Regions from separate parts of the Homo sapiens genome. Here region 1 is linked to region 2. A link is a contact called in ENCODE Hi-C data. All regions are on one chromosome and are shown on one strand. Each heading gives the region's core, a stretch centred on a gene start or an enhancer-like site at or near the end of the contact. The rest is flanking DNA. Distances are from core to core; before and after follow the strand shown.

Region 1 (5,390 bases), core at 1,309-3,808, 6.4 Mb after region 2:
TCCGGCCTTGGCCAGCCCAGAAAGGGGCTCCCACAGTGCAGCGGCGGGCTGAAGGGCTCCTCAAGTGCCGCCAGTGGGAGCCCAGGCAGAGGAGGCGCCGACAGCGAGCGAGGGCTGTGAGGACTGCCACACGCTGTCACCTCTCAATCGCAGCACTTTGGGAGGCCGAGGCGGGTGGATCACGAGGTCAGGAGATCGAGGCCATCCTGGCTAACACGGTAAAACCCTATCTCTACTAAAAATACAAAAAATTAGCCGGGCGTGGTGGCGGGCGCCTGTAGTCCCAGCTACTTGGGAGGCCGAGGCAGGAGAATGGCGTGAACCCAGGAGGCGGAGCTTGCAGTGAGCCGAGATCGCGTCACTGTACTCCAGCCTGGGTGACAGAGCAAGACTCCGTCTCAAAAATAAATAAATAAATAAATAAAAAATTGGGCTCGTTTGGTTTTGTGGAGTGTTTTGAGACAGGGAGTACAGCAGCAGGGTCACTGTAGTACAGCACAGGAGTCACTGCAGCCTCCACCTCCCAGGGTCACGCAATCCTCCCACCTCAGCCTCCCAAGTAGCTGGGACCAGAGGGTTTGAGCCACTACACCCAGCTAATTTTTCATGTTTGCTTTGTAGAGATGAGGTCTTGCTATGTTTTCCAGGCTGGTCTGAAACTCCTGGCCTCAAGTGATCCTCCCTCCTTGACCTCCCAAAGTGCTGGGATTACAGACATGAGCCACCTCACCCCGCCCCACTTTCTTTTTTTTTCTAATCAGCCCCAACTCATTATTTATTTTCACTGGTCTCTAACCAAAATTTGACATTTCCTTCAGTGATGAATGTATGACATAACTAAAATAACTAAAATGACTCAAATCATGCTGCGATTGTTGCAGATATCTTTTTTTGGAAACGGAGTCTTGCCCTGTCGCCTAGGCTGGAGTGCAGTGGCGCCATCTCGGCTCACTGCAACCTCTGCCTCCCGGGTTTAAGCGATTCTCCTGTCTCAGCCTCCCAAGGAGCTGGGACTATAGGCGCACGCCACCACGTCTGGCTTATTTTTGTATTTTTAGTAGAGACGGGATTTCACCATGTTGGCCAGGATGGTCTTGATCTCCTGACCTCATGGTCGGCCCACCTCGGCCTCCCAGAGTGCTGGGGTTACAGACGTGAGCCACCACGCCCAGCCAGCCAGGCTGGTCTTAAACTCCTGATCTCAAGTAATCCACCTGCCTCGGCCTCCAAAGTGCTGGAATTATAGGCGTCAGCCACTGCAGCTGGCCACAGATATCTCAAAATACTGTTTCTGTTCATCACAAACACATGTATTGCATGTACCAGAACTTTTGTGATGCATTAATATGTATAATTAATATGCATTAATGTGTACAAGTATAAAAAATATATGCAGGGGCAGGGTGTGGTAGCTCATGCTGTAATCCCAGTGCTTTGGGAGGCTGCGGAAATAAGATTGCTTGAGTCCAGGAATTCAAGACCAGCGTGGGCAACATGGGGAGCCCCTGTGTCTCTACAAAAAATTTAAAAATTAGCTAGGCATGGTGGTGCGTGCCTGTAGTCCCAGATACTTAGGCGGCTGAGGCAGGAGGATTGCTTGAGGCCAGGAGTTCCAGGCTGCAGTGAGCCATGATTGTGCCACTGCACTCCAGCCTGGGCAACAGAGCAAGACCTTGTCTCAAAAAAGAAATTAAGAAAGAAAGCAAGACAAGAAAAAAAAAAATATATATATATATATATATGCAAACTCATATACATTTATTATTGTATTGCAGTGTAATTGGTTCTCTTTATAATCCTATATACTTTATTTTAAAAAACACTTTTCAGAAGGGGTCCTTAGACTTCATCAGTGCCAAGTGGGGCCCGGGTCAATCACGGTGACCATGGTCACAGCCAGGATGGGTGGATGTGGGGCAAGAGTTGCACGCTGGACACAAGGGCCGTGTGCCCCAGGGCTGCTGAAGGAGATGCTCTCCCCTTCCTCTGGATCCCCCGGGTGTAAGTGGGACGCCTGCCTCTGCCGCAGCGCCTGTCAGCTGACTTGCTCCTGTCCTGAGTCAGAGCTGAGAGGTGGAAGGACTCAGGACCAGGAGGCGCTGGGGCCTCTGAGTGCTGCCCCTGCACCTGCCCACCTCAGTCTTGTGAAACGTTCTGCTTCTTGATCATGGAGGCCCGTTTGAGGCAGAGGCTCTGTGACCTGCACACACCTCCCAGTAGAAGATACTGCAGAAACACTGAAACTGGAAAGAGGGAAAAAGTCACCCCACACAAAGGTCCTGTTTTTTGACCTAGGTGTAGGCTGCACGGGTGTGTTCATTATGTGAGCATTCACAGGGCAGTATATTGAAAATAGGCGTACTTTGATATATGTTTATTATCCTTCAATAAAAACAGACAAATGCTAGCAAAAAAAGAGCAGCTATCGTAATATTAATAAAAGACCCAAAGAAATAAAGACCAAAAACATGGGATGGGTAGAAACCTATATGATTTCCGCTACAACCCTCACAGAGATACGCCAGCTGGATGGGCTGCTTCTGTAACCGACCAGCTGCAAATGACAGAAAACTTCCCAGCGCACGGGTTTGTCTCACGCAGTGCAATGGAAGGGGGTAGTAGTCCAAGGTGAATGCAGCCACTGGTGACATCATCTCAGATAAGGGTTCTGTCTCTTGGTGGCTTTCGGCTTCTGTCCTCGTGGTTACAGGATGGTTGCCGCCCCCCTAGTTATGATATCCTGTTCCAGAAGAAGAAGGAAGAGCTGAGGCAACAGGCCATCCCCACAAAGCTTCTCTCTTTCTGCCTACATCTCCTTGGCCAGAACCAGGTTATGTGGACACCCCTATCTGTGAGGGAGACCAGGAATCTGGGCATTTCCCTTGAGTAGAGAAGAGGAAGGCAAAGAGAAGGGTGGGAGTAGGTGACAAGCCTCTTTCTACAGAGTCGGCCACACCAATTGTGAACTACTGTGGACCAACCAACATATCTTCAAAACAGAGCAAAAAATTATAGAAGTACACTATTAATAAATCCACATTTGGTCTCAGACATTGAGACACCAAGCGGACCCAAAGCAATTAGGGATATAATAGATTTGAAAAGCACAAATAGGCCGGGCGCGGTGGCTCACGCCTGTAATCCCAGCACTTTAGGAGGCCAAGGCGGGCGGATCATGAGGTCAGGAGATGGACACCATCCTGGCTAACAGGGTGAAACCCCGTCTCTACTAAAAAATACAAAAAAAAAAAAATTAGCTAGGCATGGTGGCAGGCGCCTGTAGTCCCAGCTACTCGGGAGGCTGAGGCAGGAGAATGGCGTGAACCCAGGAGGCAGAGCTTGCAGTGAGCCAAGATTGTCCCACTGCACTCCAGCCTGGGCTGCAGAGAGAGACTCCATCTCAAAAAAAAAAAAAAAGAGAAAAAAAGAAAAGAAAAAAAAGAAAAACAAATAACAAACTTGATCCAACAGATCTATATAATGGAACTTTATAATCAGTGAACAGAGACTATATTATTTTCACACATAAATCAGTCCCCAGAATTGATCATTTATTGGACCACAAAAGAAATCTCAGGTCGGGTGTGGTGGCTCACACCTGTAATTCCAGCACTTTGGGAGGCCACGGCTGATGGATCACCTGAGGTCAAGAGTTCGAGACCAGCCTGACCAACGTGGAGAAACCCCGTCTCTACTGAAAAGAAATACAAAATTAGCCAGGCTTGGTGGTGCATGCCTGTAATCCTAGCTACTCGGGAGGCTGAAGCAGAAGAATCGCTTGAATCCGGGAGGCGGAGGTTGCCGTGAGCCGAGATCGCGCCATTGCACTCCAGCCTGGGCAGCAAGAGTGAAACTCTGTCTCAAAAAAAAAAAAACAGATAAATCTCAATAGGTTACAAGCAGAAACCATACCGTTCACATTCTTTGACTATAATGAGATCACTTGGAAATTAAGAGTAAGAGCCAGGTGCAGTGGCTCACGCCTGTAATCTCTCCCAACACTTTGGGAGGGCGGGAGGACTGCTTGAGGCCAGGAGTTCAAGACCAGCCTGGTCGGCCGGGCGCGGTGGCTCACGCCTGTAATCCCAGCAATTTCGGAGGCAGAGGTGGGTGGATCACAAGGTCAGGAGATCGAGACCATCTTGGCTAACATGGTGAAACCCCATCTCTACTAAAAAACCAAAAAATTAGCCCAGTGCAGTGGTGGGCACCTGTAGTCCCAGCTACTTGGCAGGCTGAAGACAGAGAATCACTTGAACCCGGGAGGCGGAGCTTGCAGTGAGCCAAGATCACGCCACGGCACACCAGCCTGGGCGACAGAGCGAGATTCCATCTCAAAAAAAAAAAAAAAATTATTTGAGACCATGTGGGCCTGGTGGCGTTTTTTTGTTTTGTTTTGTTTTGTTTGATGCATGCGCCACCACGCCCAGCTAATTGTTTGTATTTTTATTTTTATTTTATTTTTTGAGATGGAGTCTCGCTCTGTCACCCAGGCTGGAGTGCAGTGACGCCATCTTGGCCCACTGCCAGCTCCACCTCCCGGGTTCACGCCACTCTCCTGCCTCAGCCTCCCGAGTAGCTGGGACTACAGGCGCCCGCCACCACACCCGGCTAATTTTTTGTATTTTTAGTAGAGACGGGGTTTCATCGTGTTAGCCAGGATGGTCTCGATCTCCTGACCTCGTGATCCGCCTGCCTCGGCCTCCCAAAGTGCTGGGATTACAGACGCGAGCCACCGCGCCCGGCCTGTTTGTATTTTTTTTTTTTTAAGACGGAGTTTCGCTGTGTTACCCAGGCTGGAGTGCAATGGCGTGATCTCGGCTCACTGTAACCTCCATCTCCCGGGTTCAAGTGATTCTCCTGCCTCAGCCTCCCAAGTAGCTGGGACTACAGGCATGCACCACCAAGCCCAGCTAACTTTTGTATTTTTAGTAGAGATGTGGTTTCACCATGTTGGCCAGGCTGGTCTCGATCTCCTGACCTCGTGATCCGCCCGCCTTGGCCTCCCAAAGTGCTGGGATTACAAGTTTGTTTGTATTTTTAATAGAGACGGGGTTTCATCATGTTGGCCAGGCTGGTCTCGATCTGTTGACCTCGTGATCTGCCCGCCTCGGCCTCCCAAAGTGCTGGGTTTACAGGCGAGAGTCACTGCGACTGGCCAATTATTTGTATTTTTAGTAGAGACGGGGTTTCGCCATGTTGGCCAGGCTGGTCTCGATTTCCTGACCTCGTGATCCGCCCGCCTCGGCCTCCCACAGTGCTGGGGTTACAGGCGTGAGCCACTGTGGCAAGCCTGGTGAACATGTTTTGTTGTCAAATTGCTACATGAGGGAAACGTTTTCTGAATTTCTGTCACTCTGCGGCAGAGTCCAAAGCCCCAGGGGCGAGAG
Region 2 (5,064 bases), core at 2,565-5,064:
TGAGCTGCGCCGCCGCAGCACCCGCCCGCCGCCCGCGGGGCCATGCGGAGAGCCGCCGGGATGGAGGACTTCTCCGCGGAGGAAGAGGAGTCCTGGTACGACCAGCAGGACCTGGAGCAGGGTGAGCGCGGGGGCGACCGGGACAGGAAGGCGGGGAGCGCCCGGTGACCCCTGTCCGCTTCTCCATTGTTGGGCGCTATCACCCCGGGAGGGGCTGGGCTGGACCGGGCGCGCCCGACTCGGAGGAGGGACGCGTCTGGAGAACCGGGACGTGGAGAGAGGGGGCGCTGCCGGAGAAGACGCGGACCGGACGGGCGGAGACCTGCAAAAGTGGGGGGCGGGGGGCGGTCTTCCTATTTTCCCAGACGACCGGGCATCCGTCATCCAGCTCGCCCACCCCGTCCTGGAGGCAGCAACTGCTCGGCCGCCCCTGGTATTGTTACGGGGCCTGAGCGCTAGCTAGGAGTCTTCTGAGGCCGGGAGGCGGCTCCTTCGTCATGTTTTGCTGGGAGGGTGGCTTGTGTGTAGAGGGAAGTTATCTCACGCCAAATCCAGCAGCACCCGTCCCTGACAGGAATTATGAGCTCTAAGACTCCTAGAAAGTTTCCCTAACTCGCTTCCTACTCAGGGAGAAGTGGTACCGCGTCTTTGCTGGTGAAGAAGCAGAAAGTCAAGTCTCCCATCTGCCTTCGAGAGTCAGGAGTCGCTTAGCCCTCCCCTGCCCGGTCCCCTTGCAAATGGCTCATGGTTTGGAGGGGGTCAGGTTCGGGAATCCCGGCCAGTGTGCCAGGCGAGAGACCGAATAAAGAGGGATACATCTCCGCTGCCCCCAGTTGCCATCTGAGGACAGAAAGGGCGACTGGAAGGGGGTTAGAAGCTGGTGATGAGGTGGCCGAAATGACATCACTGGGAGTGGGGGGTGGGGCTGTTGGGACAGAAAGGAAGAGGAGGCCTGCTGGAGTGGAGTCAGTTCTATCCTCTCCTCCCCTAAGATGCCTCCTTCTTGGATGGTGAGAGCTGGAAGGGGCGAGGAAACATGTCCAGGGAGAAGTGACCTTCCCATGGCCTCCAGCAAGCTGGGGGGTGTGGACATAAGTCTGCTGCAGTTTGTGCCATTGTGGCCTGCTGTGGTGTGCCCACACCCTGGTCTCCATCCACAAGGCTCCAGAGGGCTGGCTTTGCCCTGATGTGCAGCAGCTATCCGGATTCTGAAGCCCCTGACCTACTTCCCCACATGGCCAAGACTGGCTGGCAGATGAGGCTCTGTCCTTGTGCTGAGGACAAGGGTTAATCATAGCCTCAGGGGGACCAGGGTGGGACTGGGGATGCTGGACTAGGCCCTGCCATGGTCTGTGCCCTGGACTCTGGCCTCAGCCTCCTTGGCTGAAATGAGATACAGCTCCTCTCAAACACACACACACACACACACACACACACACACACACATCCACACATTGTGACAACCCCCTCTCCCATCCTGGGCAGTAAATTTTTCCATGAACACCTATTAGGCTCCCCTTAAGTACCAGACACCATCCTGGGAGCTAGGAATAGTCACAGCCCTGACCCTGAAGGTATACCCTGGCAGGTGAAGGAGGCAGGCTTGTAACTAAGTGTAGGTGGCACAGTATTTTTTTCTTTTTTCTTTTTATTTATTTATTTATTTATTTTCAGACAGAGTCTCCCTCTGTCACCCAGGTTGGAGTGTAATGGTGCGATCTCAGCTCACTGCAACCTCCATCTCCCGGGTTCAAGTGATTCTCCTGCCTCAGCCTCCTGAGTAGCTGGGACCACACCTGGCTAATTTTTGTATTTTTAGTAGAGACAGGGTTTCACCATGTTGGCCAGGCTGCTCTCAAACTCCTGACCTCAGATGATCCACCCGCCTTGGCCTCCCGAAGTGCTGGGATTACAGGCGTGAGCCACCACGCCCGGCTGGTGGCACAGTATTATGGGCAGTGGGGAGGGCTTCCTGGAAGAGCCAGGCTTAGAAAGAAAGATCAGAAACTGAGTTCTTGAGAAGATGGTTTTCAGGGAGGCCGATGCCAATATTGTTGCTGTCTCACTTAATTCCTGCACCCCTAATGAAGGCTTTGGCACTGTTCCTGGCCCAGAAATGGGAAAGGAGCCAGGGCATAGAGGTGGGAGATGCGCAGAGATGTGCAGCTTCTTGAGAGAGAGAAGGATCTGAGACTCCAGCTGCGCTGGGTGGCCGTGCTCTGGGCTGCCGGGAGGGATGGGCCCGGCAGGCCTCTGCTTCTCTGGCCCTGCTGGTCTGCAGCTGTTGGCCTGGCCTGGCAGCTCCAATGGTAGCCAAAGGCCAGGAACCAGGAGGGAAAGCAGAAATGAGACAGAATAAACTGGAGCTTCCTGCCAAAAGCTGGATGTCTGCTTACTGTGGGCCAGGTACTGTGCTGAGCCTGAGGACATAATCTCTGCCCTCAGAGGACTCCACGTTACATTAGAGAAGACAGAAATAGGACCAAACTCACAATGGCGTCAGAGTGAGGGGTTCTGCAGCTGTAGGCCCAGCAACGGGGACAGCAGAGACTTAGAAAGGTTTATGCCAAGGCCCTTTTGAGCTGGAGGCTCCCCAGGAGAGGGAGGGAAGAAGGCATTCCAGGGGGAAGCGATGCTTGTACCAAGTCATGGAGCGACATGAGAAGGCTGGAAAATAGGGAGGGAGGGGCTGAAGGAAGCATCAGACACGGGTTCTGTGGGGCATTCCCGTGGGCCCTGCCCGCCCTGTGCCCCAGGGGCCAGGCATGGAGAGCTGGATGGTGGGACGGAGCACGGGCCAAAGGCCAGCCATATTGGGTGTCAAAGGCCTGTTGCATCTCCCAACCCACAAATTCTCTTCCACCCAGCTGCTCCCTGGTTGCCTGTGAGTGGCCCAGAAATGGTTTTCTCAGCCAGCCACCTGGTCTTCCCTCCTGTCTGTTTCCTCCTGCCCAAAGGGCAGGCCCTGATTCCACTTTCCAGAAGCTTGACTGTAGAGATCCTGTTTGGCTTTGATGCTCTGTCCTGGTGGAAAGCAGCCGTGGGACAAGTGAGGTCCTAGATTCTCGCTGTGTTCCCTCTGCCCACTGCCACGAGCATTTATAAAAATAGAAAAAGCCAGCTGGGCACAGCAGCTCACACCTGTAATCCCAGCACTTTGGGAGGCCAAGGCGGGCGGATCACCTGAGGTCGGGAGTTCGAGACTAGCCTGACCAACATGGAGAAACCCCGTCTCTACTAAAAATACAAAATTAGCCAGGCGTGGTGGCACATGCCTGTAATCCCAGCTACTCAGGAGGCTGAGCCAGGAGAATCTCTTGAACCCAGGAGGCAGAGGTTGCAGTGAGCTGAGATAGCTAGCGCCATTGCACTCCAGCCTGGGCAACAAGAGCAAACTCTGTCTTTAAAAAAAAAAAAAAAAAAAGCCTAGAAAGAGCCGGGCACGGTGGCTCACGCCTGTAATCCCAGCACTTTGGGAGGCCGAGGCGGATGGATCACAACATCAGGAGATCGAAACCATCCTGGCTAACACAGTGAAACCCCGTCTCTACTAAAAATACAAAAAATTAGCCGGGCGCGGTGGCGGGCGCCTGTAGTCCCAGCTACTCGGGAGGCTGATGCAGGAGAATGGTGTGAACCCGGGAGGCAGAGCTTGCAGTGAGCCAAGATCGCGCCACTGCACTCCAGCCTGGGCGACAGAGTGAGACTCTGTCTCAAAAAAAGAAAAAAAGAAAGAAAAAGCCATTAATTATTAAGCACTGGCACTCCCTCTTTCGGCCCACATTCCTCCCCTACCTTGGACCAGGCGTGGCAGGCCCTGTGCGTTCCTCTTTCCAGGCTGAGAGGCAGCTGCTGAGTCACAGATTTGAAGTCCTTGGTACCCGTGCTGTCCCCGCCTGCCTAGCTGACCTTGAGTCCTCAGCCTCAGGAGAGCTCTGACCTGGCAACGGGAGGGAGGTCCTGCCTCCACCCTGGTTACCCCAAAGGTGACCTGACCCTGATTCTGTGGACCCAGAGTGGCTGACAGTCGTGCCCTGGAGCTGAGAACAGGACCTCACAGCCCTGCCAGGTGGTACTTGTGTCCACAGCCTGGAGCCCACACCCCTACCTTTGTCCTCCCTGAAAATGTCCCCTCTCCCTTTGCTGAGTCTCTGCTCTGGAATCTGTGGTGCCCGAGCCAGTGAGGGACAGTGGGATTTCTAAGTTTCTTTTCAAAGACAGGCCCTGGGTTCCCCAGACATTCCTCCTCAGGCCTCTGGGGCATTGCTTCATGTAAAACCACTAAAACCTCCTGAAGGAGACCCCAGAAAACCCTGGGGTCCAGGCAGGGGAGGTGCCAACCCAGACTTAATGTTGTTTTTTTTTTTTCTTTTGACCTGCACAGTTCAAACCCATAGCCCAGACTTAGTACCTTCCCTCAGCTTGGTCCGGTGTGTCCCATTCATCCAGCTGTGACAGGTTGTTACTCCACTTTCACTTCCTGTCTAGCCAGCTCCCCCATTCTCCCGTTCCCAGGCCTCTCTCCTCTGAGCCTGGAGCCATCACCCACCCTCTGGTAGCTGGTGTCTTCTCCCTAGTACTTGGCTCCACTCAGTTCCCTGCTCTGCAACTTCTAGACTATTCCCTGATCCCTCCTGGCAGCTTTGACCAGCTTAGCTTGCGCTGTGATCCAGTTTCCCTAAAATGATCTGAGACCTGCCTCTCTGCCCCCAAACAGCTTCTATTGTGTTTCTCTTTCTACCTGTCCCTGAATCACTAGGTGGCCCAAGTCGATTCACTGCCTTCAAAGGGCAACCTTTGATGTCTCTGGTTTATAGGGTGGTATACCACCCTGGCCTGCCAGCATTAGAAATCTACACACAGCCCAGACACTAACCTGGAAGTGGGGGGTATGATGTTGCACTGCACTTGGCCTTTCTTCACTCACCTCTGATGCAGTGGCTTTGCACTCTAGTTAAGCTGCAGGGGCTCCATGAAGGCCACTTACTTGGAGCATGTCCTCCGACACCCACGGCAGGAGGTAGAATCAGTAGCAATGGCCTCTTTGCAGACCATGTAACAGTT

The links. A loop is a pair of places that touch in the nucleus more often than their neighbours do. Pooled maps may share reads with other maps.
Region 1: a loop to region 2 is called in a pooled map of psoas muscle, with 29 times the contacts of the local background. The contact joins two enhancer-like sites. A Hi-C loop is called at or near these places in 2 of 50 pooled maps.

Annotation. Positions count from the first base shown.
Region 1 is chr17:81,352,458-81,357,847 of GRCh38, forward strand. No RefSeq gene overlaps it. Among named protein-coding and RNA genes, the nearest start is that of RENO1, 9.2 kb to the left of the region's middle. Within about 2 kb of position 2,559, at least 2 of the 41 ENCODE cell types and tissues checked have a DNase peak (open chromatin) inside an H3K27ac peak, as active enhancers do.
Region 2 is chr17:74,988,002-74,993,065 of GRCh38, forward strand. CDR2L (cerebellar degeneration related protein 2 like) reads left to right here. Exons shown (of 5, transcript NM_014603.3): 1 at 1-121. The coding sequence starts at 43. Among named protein-coding and RNA genes, the nearest start is that of CDR2L, 2.9 kb to the left of the region's middle. Within about 2 kb of position 3,815, at least 11 of the 41 ENCODE cell types and tissues checked have a DNase peak (open chromatin) inside an H3K27ac peak, as active enhancers do.